Regions from separate parts of the Homo sapiens genome. Here region 2 is linked to region 1. A link is an interaction called in ENCODE POLR2A ChIA-PET data of the cell type or tissue named here. Cell type or tissue: PC-3. All regions are shown on one strand. Each heading gives the region's core, and the rest is flanking DNA. Links, peaks and the distances in the headings are about the cores only.

Region 1 (4,643 bases), core at 364-4,363:
TGAAAATTATTTTTATTTGAATGGAAAAATAAAAATCAAAAAAACACCAAAGGGCCTTTTACGTATTTTACCACAAATTCATAATTTGATAGGACAATAAGAAAACTGAATTAAGGCCAGGCGTGGTGGCTCATGCCTGTAATCCCAGCACTTTGGGAGGCTGAGGAGAGAGGATCACTTGAGCCCAGGGGTTCAAGACCAGCCTGGGAAACATAGTGAGACCCCATCTCTACAAAAACATTTAAAAATTAGCCTGGCGTGTGGTGCACACCTGTAGTCCCAGCTACTTGGGAAGCACCTGCAGTCCCAGCTGCTTGGGAAGCACCTGTAGTCCCAGCTATTTGGGAAGCACCTGCAGTCCCAGCTGCTTGGGAAGCACCTGTAGTCCCAGCTACTTGGGAAGCACCTGTAGTCCCAGCTACTTGGAAGCTGAGGCAGGAGGATCACTTGAGCTTCCAGTTATGCCACTGCACTCCAGCCTGGGCAACAGAGCAAGACTCTGTAGCTTAAAAAAAAAAAAGGAAATAAAATAACTTATAATGACTGATTAAAAACTTATTGTTGCTTGCTAATGTAGATAAAAAGCTGGCAAAATGTTGGTGCCTTAAATTTGGGGGAACTTTGCTTGCCCCAGTTGACAGATCTGGGACCTCTGAATCCCCTGACTGTATCAGTGCCTGGGAGCTCTGAGCCTCTTTCTCCCTCCCCAAAGCTCAGGGACCCTGGTTTCTGAACCCCAGGCCAGAGCCCCTGCTTAAGACAGGCTTATTGAGCAGATTTTCTGCTTTGTGGTGTTAGCAAATATTCAGATGCTCAGCAAGGTCTGGCTGATTCTAGACCAAAAAACCTGGAAGATTTCTGGCAGAAGAGAGAGGCAGGCAGCATTGCTACAGCATTTCAAGTTCAACCAAAGTCAGAGAGAGAGGAAGAAAGGCTAGCTTTGCTCCTGACAAGCACACAATTTTATTAGTTTTGCCGTTTTTTTCTCTTGAAAAAGATACTTCTCACCGCCTTCCTTGGTGAGGAATCCCTCTGTTTTATTATGAAGGAAGGGAAGAGCACCATGCGGGTGGGCTTTTTTATCTTCAAGCACTCTGGCAGGTCAGACATGATTTTATAGATGAGGGGACTGGGGCTGGGAAAGTTTATGAACTCTCCCTGGGCCCCCATACTGAGCGAGCGCCGGGGTCTGACTTCCAAGTTCATTGTCTCTGCACTGCTCCCCAGGGCTTCCTGAGAAAAATGGCTTCTTCTTGTTCCCTTGACCCCTCCCAAAGAACTGAGTTTTCCTTGTTTCCTCAAGCAGGGAAATGACAGGGATAAAATTAGCATTACTGTGTTTTAGTAGATAATTCATGCTGCTGGTCTCACTGAATCATGGTGATAGGTCCAGGCTGTCGACTTCCAGAGACTTTTGTTTAGGGCCCATTTGCTGGTGCAAGTTGAGGATAGAGTTGGGGTCAGTTCTCTCTGGTTACTCCAGATGCCAAATTGCGCAAAAGCTGAAGGGAGGCTACGCAGCGGGATTCAAACTCACATGTGCCACCCAAGGTCCTTGCTGAGGTGCAACACCTTGTGGTACTTGAGATTTGGGGAGAAACCTGGGGCTCTGGGACTGCTTTTCTCCAGGGGCTTGAATCGTGGGTTAGAAGAAGCTGGAGAGCGAGCGGCATGCCTGTGTTTGAGGCTGGTGCATTTGCTAAACACGGGAAATGCTGCCCTCTTCACTGAGACCCAGAGTGTAGCCAGCAGGTCTCTGGGAGAGCGTTTGCTGCCCTCAGCCTAACTCATGCCACTTCTCTAGTGTGGGCGGTGAGTTTTCACTCCCTGTAGACGCCGCAGCCTGCTATCACCATGAACAGATAGAAAGTTTCTGGAGTATGGGTTTAAAGCAGGGATTCTTAAAAAATTTTTTTCACCATGGACCCCTTTTGCAGTCTATGGACACTGTTTTACAACAATGTTTTTAAGTGCATAGTATTGTATTAAATATCAGCCAGGCACAGTGGCTCACACCTGTAATACCAGCGCTTGGGAGGCCGAGGTGGGACAATCAGTTGAGTCCAGAAGTTCAAGACCAGCCTGCAACACAGCAAGACTCTTGTCTCCACAAAAAAAAATTAAGAAAATTTGGCCAGGCACAGTTGCTCACGCCTGTAATCCCAGCACTTTGGGAGGCCAAGATGGGCAGATCAGGAGGTCAGGAGATCGAGACTATCCTGGCTAACACGGTGAAACCCCCATCTCTACTAAAAATACAAAAAAAAATTAGCCAGGCGTGGTGGCGGGCACCTGTGGTCCTAGCCTACTCGGAGGCTGAGGCAGGAGAATGGCGTGAACTCGGGAGGCGGAGCTTGTAGTGAGCCGAGATCGTGTCACTGCACTCCAGCCTGGGGGACAGAGCGATACTCCGTCTCGAAAAAAAAAAGAAAATGAGCTGGACATGGTAATGTATTCCCGTAGTCCGAGCTACTTGGGAGGCTGAGGAGGGAGCCCAGGAGTTTCAGGTTACAGTGAGCTATGATGACATCACTGCAATCCAGCCTGGGCGACCGAGGGAAATGCTGTCTCTTAAAAAAACACAGAGGATTACAATGAAAACCAATTATATTGATATACAATTATCAATATTTTAAAAAACCCATTTGTGATAGAGTATATATGTGCTTTTTATTAATGTGTTACATAACAAGATCTCATGCAGGTTTAATAACCACCATAACTTTGAAGTAGTGATAAGGGTAAATAATATTTCAAGATATTTGCAGCGACTGGTAATGGGATATGAAAATATCTGTGATTTCTACTGGGAACAAACCACAGGAACTGCTAATACTACTGTGGTTCAGTGGCCACATTTATAATTAAAGGAAATGCTAAGTTTCAGCTAGAGGTTAGTGAAAATAAGAGGTAATTGTTTTTCTACTCAAGTCTAGGATCCCCCTGAATTCACAGCTTCCTGAGTTCCTGTAAAAAGAAAGCCTAGCTTTCTTCTCACAAGATGCATTTTAGAGAAATCACTAACTTGCTGTTGTTCTTGTCGTTTTACATTTCTTCGTTCTTTTAATTTCCCTCTTACTTTGATTTCTGTTGTTCATTCTCACTGCAGTCCCCAAATGCTTTTCTCAGTCTTTCTAGACCTCTCCTTTCCTTTTTAAAAGGTTCTCTCCTTTCCTTTTTAAAAAGGTTTTCACTTCTCTCTGTTCTGTAGACTCAACGACAAATCCAAAGAAACACCTTTAAAATATTGAACAGGCAGAAAACGGAGGTCTGGTGGGGAAGCAAATGTGCGTGTCCCACAATCTGTAAGGAGGGGCCCTTCGAATCTGAGGTCTCTCCCTCATCTATCCTCCCGGGCTTTTCAGCTCTGCACTACTCCTCCTCGGGAGATGGCAGGAGGCTGTGCTCCTCCCCAGTCTGGCACCCCTTGCCTATGAATTCATGCAGTGGCCCCAATCTATTTTCCTGTATAGACCCTACAATAATTTTTGAAAAACTATGTATCACTTCATACATTTTTAGGTAAACAGGTCCAATTTTTTGTTATAAGTTTAAATCATGTTAAAAGATTTCCTTTCTTGCATATGGTATTTTGTTTCTCTCCTTTATTTTATTTTATTTTTTTGAGTCAGGGTCTCGCTCTGTTGCCCAGGCTGGAGTGCAGTGGCGTGATCTCGGCTCACTGCAGCCTCTGCCTCCTGGGTTCAAGCGATTTTCCCGCCTCAGCCTCCCAAGTAGCTGGGACTACAGGCACCCACCACTACACCTGGCTAAATTTTGTAGTTTTAGTAGAGACGGTGTCTCACCTGTTGGCCAGGCTAGTCTTGAACTCCTGATCTCAAGTGATCCACCTGCCTCAGCCTCCCAAAATGTTGGGATTACAGGCGTAAGCCACCGTGCCGGGCCTCAAGGGTCTTTCTGAAGCTCTCCCTGCCTTGACCTTAAAGAGTCCTCAAGAATAGTGTATTCAGGAATTGTCTCTTTTTTAGTGTCCTAGAGGTGTTTGCACCCCAAGGCAATTCAGGATGGGTGAGAGGAAGGACTTTCTTCTGTTCATAGAGAAGACTGTTGTGGAAGGGGGTGGGGAGGGGAAACGACCCTGCAGAATGCTGGCACATTCTTGGCAGATCAATTTTAGGAAGTTGAGAACCTGGAAATTGATTTATTGATTCCTTTAAAGCAGCCTGTGTCCACTAAAAAGCCTTTGTGGGCTTGGGTTTCATTGAAGACCCATGAAATTAGGGAAGGGGCTCATTCCCTTTGGGTGAACCTCTTCATTAGGTCAGTCGTGACCCAAGCATTGTGTACTTCTTCCATCACCAGGACCTGCTGTGTGTCACACCATGTACCGGCTGGTGAGGGAAACACAGCCACAGTCCCTGCCCTCTCTGTGGAGCCCAGGAGAAGGGGCAGTGCTCTGGAGGGGAAGTGGGGGCACGGCTGCCAGGAGGAACTCAGCTCAGGCTGGCGCTGGGGTGTGGTCGAGGCAGAGGGAGGACTTCACGGAGAGGGTGTCCTCTCTGAGGCCTGGAGGAGGCATGAATGAGCAAAGAAGGAGGTGGGTGGTGACTGCCAGAGGAGAGCAGGGAAGGGCTCTGCAGCCTGGAGGCTGGAGGGGAAACTTGCCCAAATCCGTCAATCCA
Region 2 (4,643 bases), core at 470-4,469, 540 kb before region 1:
CTCACATAGCAAAGGCTTAGGCAGGTCCCCTGAGTGAGCTCTGAGCAAGCTGCTCTCTGCTATCCAGAGCCTACATCCAGACCAGTAGGGCACCAATGGGCAGGTAGGTCCATACAACAAAAGGAACAGCTGAGTAGGCCGCAGCACAGCAATAATACAGCACTAATGACAATAGTTTATGTGTCCCCAATCCAGCCTCTTACATCGATGACAATTCCCAGTTACTGAGGATTTGCCTTGTACATGTGCTATGGTTTTACAGGGTGATTCACTGAGGAATTAATCTGTGTTTTCCACGTTGTCGTTCTTGCTGTTGTCTTTGTTTCTCCTTTGCCATCCCAAGTACTGGGCTCTCCAGCCTCATGTTGGGGATTGTGTGAAATCTCTCCTTCAGGGCACAAGACAGAGCCCTTGGAGGGCAAGAGGTGGAGGGTGCAGAGTGCCAGAGTCTTGGAGACAGCTCCTAAGGCTGGCAGCGGAATAGATGTGTGCGTGCGTGTGTGTCCGTGTGTGTGCGTGTGTGTGTGTGTATTCTGCTAGTAATAAAGACAAGCCCTGCCCCACCAGCCCACACTCAGCCCCCTCAGGAAGGAGGAAGTAACCCAGAGGGCTTGGTTGGGAGGGGGCCCTGGGAGGCCTGGCCCTGCCCTCCATGGCTGTCAGTCTTAGGGACTGGGCTGGGCCGGGGTTTGGCATTACCCTGATGGACTAGAGCTAAAGGCCCAGCACTGGCTTTCTGGACACGACAGGGTTACCAACGACTCTCATGTGATCCTAGAGACAAGAAGGACACCTCAAATTCAACGGATTGAATTTCTCACCATACAGGCAAGCTGATTTAATATGATTTGGGAACATTCTGAATGTGGCACTTTTTTTAATACTCAAGTCTATGAGTAAAATTGATCACCGTTAAATGTATATCACCTCAATAAAAACTCACAACAGTCTTATGAAGTGGGTGTCATTGACATCCCCATTTAGCAGAGGAGGTTGAGCCTCAGAGGGTTAAGTAACTTGATCGCTCACAGCAGAACTTTCAACGCAACCCCCCTGCTTGGGAAGGCCACCTTCCCTGCATCATCGTCTTTGGCTAATAATTGGTTCGGAGTTTTCATTCTTGAATTTGGTGAAACCTTTATTCTGACATGGTTTCTCCTGAATTCCTTTAGGAGAAATTGAATTCATGGTCTAGCACCCACTGTATCGCCTCACTTGGTCACAGCACCTGGATGCATGGCTGTCTGGGGGAGTGGGGGACGGTGGGCACCGAGGCCTGAAGAAGACCAGGGCCCATGGTGCCTACTGGCTCCCCGCCCCAAACACCCTCCTCACCTGGGCCCCCTTTGGTCCCGTGCTGAGCTTCCTGGCATCTCCCCCCCAGAGGCAGAAGCTGTTTCCCTCCCTGACAGGAGGGCACAGAAGGGCACTAAAGGTGTCACTCATCACGTACCCCCAAGTCTCTTCCTCTCAGCTGTGCAGGGAAGGGCAGATCACGCTCAGTGTTATTTAAAAACTCAAAAAAAAAAAGAAAAGAAAAGAAAGGGAGAGAAAAAAATGAAAGAAAGAAAGAAAAAGAAAGGAAGGAAAGGGAAGGAAGGAAAAAGGCAGGAAGGAAAGAAAGAGAAAGAGAGAGAGGAAGGAAGGGAAAGAAGGAAGAAGAGAAAGAAGAAAAGAAAGAAAAAAAGGAGAGGAAGAAAGAAGAAAGAGAAAGAAAGAGGAAAGGAAGGAAGGAAAGAATGAAAGAAAAGAAAGAAAGGAAGGAAGGAAAGGAAAGAAGGAAGAGGAGAAAGAAGAAAGAAAGAAGGAAGAAAGAAAAAAGAGAGAAAGCAAGAAAGAGAAGGAAGAAAGAAAAAGAGAAAGCAAGAAGAAAGAAAAAGAGAAAGCAAGAGGAAAAGAAAGGAAGAACGAAAAGAAAGAAAGGAAAGAGAAAAAGAAAAGAAAAGAAAGAGAAAGAGATCCATAAGAGAGTTCTTTGTAACAGTTTGGTAACCTGAACAGAAAAACCTTTGATGAATTCCCTGAGAGAGCTTCAATCTTTCTCCTGTCTCTCTTGGAGGGATGGCAGCAGGTCAGCCCTGAAACAAGATGATCCGCATCAATAAAGCCCTGGTCCTGGAGGAAGGAAGTGGGCTCTGGTTTCCCCGGTGGCTATAAAAAATCGGGGCTTTGTTTCTCAGGACTGCTCTTCCAGTAGCTGTAAAGCACGGTGCTTTGCTTTGGCAGGACAAGCGCCTTCTGAAGACAAAGGGTTGTTTTACAGGCGCCGCGCTGCGCCCCGCCACCCCGAGCCCCTCCGAGCTCGCCCGCGATTCCGCCCCGAGGCCACTGGGTGGCGCCCGAGGAGCCGAGATTGCGGTTGAGGACGTCGCTTGCCGCTTCTGTGGGGCCCGACTGGGCACAGCGGTCACAGAGGTGACGCGGAAGGAGACTGCGCGGAAGGGGCGCGGGCCAGCCCCTCCACAACCACTTGCAGCGTGGATAGGCCAGGTTTGCTCTCTTTTACATAAAGAAAGAATAGAGCACATCTTTTTTTTTTTCTTTTTTATTTATTATTATTATACTTTAAGTTCTACGGTACATGTGCACAACGTGCAGGTTTGTTACATATGTATACATGTGGCATGTTGGTGTGCTGCACCCATTAACTCCTCATTTACATTAGGTATATCTCCTAATGCTGTCCCTCCCCCTCCCCCCTCCCCCCACCCCTCGCCAGTCCCCGGTGTGTGATGTCCCCCTTCCTGTGTCCAAGTGTTCTCATTGTTCAATTCCCACCTATAAGTGAGAACATGCGGTGTTTGGTTTTCTGTCCTTGCGAGTCTCGCTCTGTCGCCCAGGCTGGACTGCAGTGGTGCGATCTCGTCTCACTGCAAGCTCCGCCTCCCGGGTTCACGCCATTCTCCTGCCTCAGCCTCCCGAGTAGCTGGGACTACAGGCGCCCGCAACCACGCCCGGCTAATTTTTTTGTGTTTTTTTAGTAGAGACGGGGTTTCACCGCGTTAGCCAGGATGGTCTCGATCTCCTGACCTCGTGATCCACCCGCCTCGGCCTCACAAAGTGCTGGGATTACAGGCGTGAGCCACCGCGCCCGGCCTCCTTTTTATTTTTTTAACTGCCCCTTGAGGAGCAGGGCTACCCCATAGGCAGTGTGCCCTGGGTAGCCAAAAGCTACCCTTTATTTTTATTTTATTTATTTATTTATTTATTTTTTTGAGATGGAGTCTCACTCTGTCGCCCAGGCTGGACTGCAGTGGTGCGATCTCGGCTCACTGCAAGCTGCCCCTCCTGGGTTCACGCCATTCTCCTGCCTCAGCCTCCCGAGTAGCTGGAACTACAGGCGCCCGCCACCACACCTGGCTAATTTTTTATATTTTTTAGTAGAGACGGGGTTTCACCGTGTTAGCCAGGATGGTCTCAATCTCCTGACCTCGTGATCTGCCCACCTCGGCCTCCCAGAGTGCTGGGATTACAGGCGTGAGCCACCGCGCCCGGCCTTTATTTTATTTTTTGAGACAGAGTCTCGCTCTGTTGCCCAGGATGAAGTGCAGTAGTGCGATCTTGGCTCACTGCAACCTCCACCTCCTGGATACAAGTGATCCTCCCACCTCTTCCTCCCAAAGTTCTGGGATTACAGGTATGAGCCATCGTGCCTGGCCTACATAAAATTATTTTAAAATATTTTATAAAATTACCCTCAGATGATGTGTATAAGGTGTATATGAAACATAAATGAATTAGACTTTGATCCCATCCCCAAGATATCTCATTATGTATATGCAAATATTTAAAAATCCAAAAAACATCCAAAATTCAAAACACTTCTCGCCCAAGGCATTCTAGATAAGGGGTAATCAACCTGTTTTTGGAAAATGCTATTTTTATTGGTCTGTAGAAGACCATCTGAGTTAAGAGTTAGAGCTCAGCTGCAGGCACATGTTGCTTCCAGGCCCGTGGCCTGGCGAAGGCTTGCTGCCCCACAGCCCCTCCTGCACGCGGGCACGGAAGGCGCTAACACAGTCCTTTGATTAGGCACTTCCTTCCTTGCTTGGCTCCCTGCACCCCGTGGGTCCCTTCAGCCCCCAGCATGTCCACGGTTGCTCAGGGACAGCTCCTGCATTCTGGACCAGGAGACGGTCCAGGGACCAGGCCTTAGGGTCAGCCCCTCCTCTCAGCTGTTCTCTTGAATAAACTTGCTTAGCAACTTCATTCTTTTTTTTTTTTTTTTTTTTTGAGACAAAGTCTCGCCCTTTGCCCAGGCTGGAGTGCAATGGCACAATCTCGGCTCACTGCAACCTCCGCCTCCCCGGTTCAAGCGATTCTCCTGCCTCAGTCTCCCAAGTAGCTGGGATTACAGGCGCCCGCCACCACGCCCAGCTAATTTTTTCTATTTTTAGTAGAGACGGGGTTTCACTATGTTGGCCAGGCTGGTCTCAAACTCCTGACCTTGTGATCCGCCCGCCTCAGCCTCCCAAAGTGCTGGGATTACAGGCGTGAGCCACCGCACCTGGCCAGCAACTTCATTCTTAAAAACCAAACTATCCTAGAAACTAGAGATCTTCCCTAGCCCTCCACCTCCCCCTTGTCTGCTTCATACCTTTTCCCTTCCCTTCTCCACAAGCTTTAGGATGGGCTTGCCTGCG

What was found. Peaks named below come from ENCODE experiments on the same cell type or tissue, not always from the same donor. Only the 100,000 strongest peaks of a DNase experiment are listed, where the experiment ranks them.
Region 2: POLR2A ChIA-PET joins it to region 1 with 12 read pairs; 3 of 35 experiments call an interaction of 5 or more read pairs at or near these places.

What each region holds. Positions count from the first base shown.
Region 1 is chr4:182,863,556-182,868,198 of GRCh38, reverse strand. No RefSeq gene overlaps it. Among named protein-coding and RNA genes, the nearest start is that of DCTD, 52 kb to the left of the region's middle. In PC-3, for the core only: no CTCF peak of the experiment used is centred there; a DNase peak (open chromatin) is centred at 2,508; H3K4me3 peaks cover 377 bases.
Region 2 is chr4:183,404,947-183,409,589 of GRCh38, reverse strand. No RefSeq gene overlaps it. Among named protein-coding and RNA genes, the nearest start is that of CDKN2AIP, 37 kb to the left of the region's middle. RefSeq lists enhancers at 942-1,780, 2,017-2,196. In PC-3, for the core only: CTCF peaks have their summits at 2,114 and 2,321 (motif pointing right); no DNase peak of the experiment used is centred there; H3K4me3 peaks cover 1,095 bases.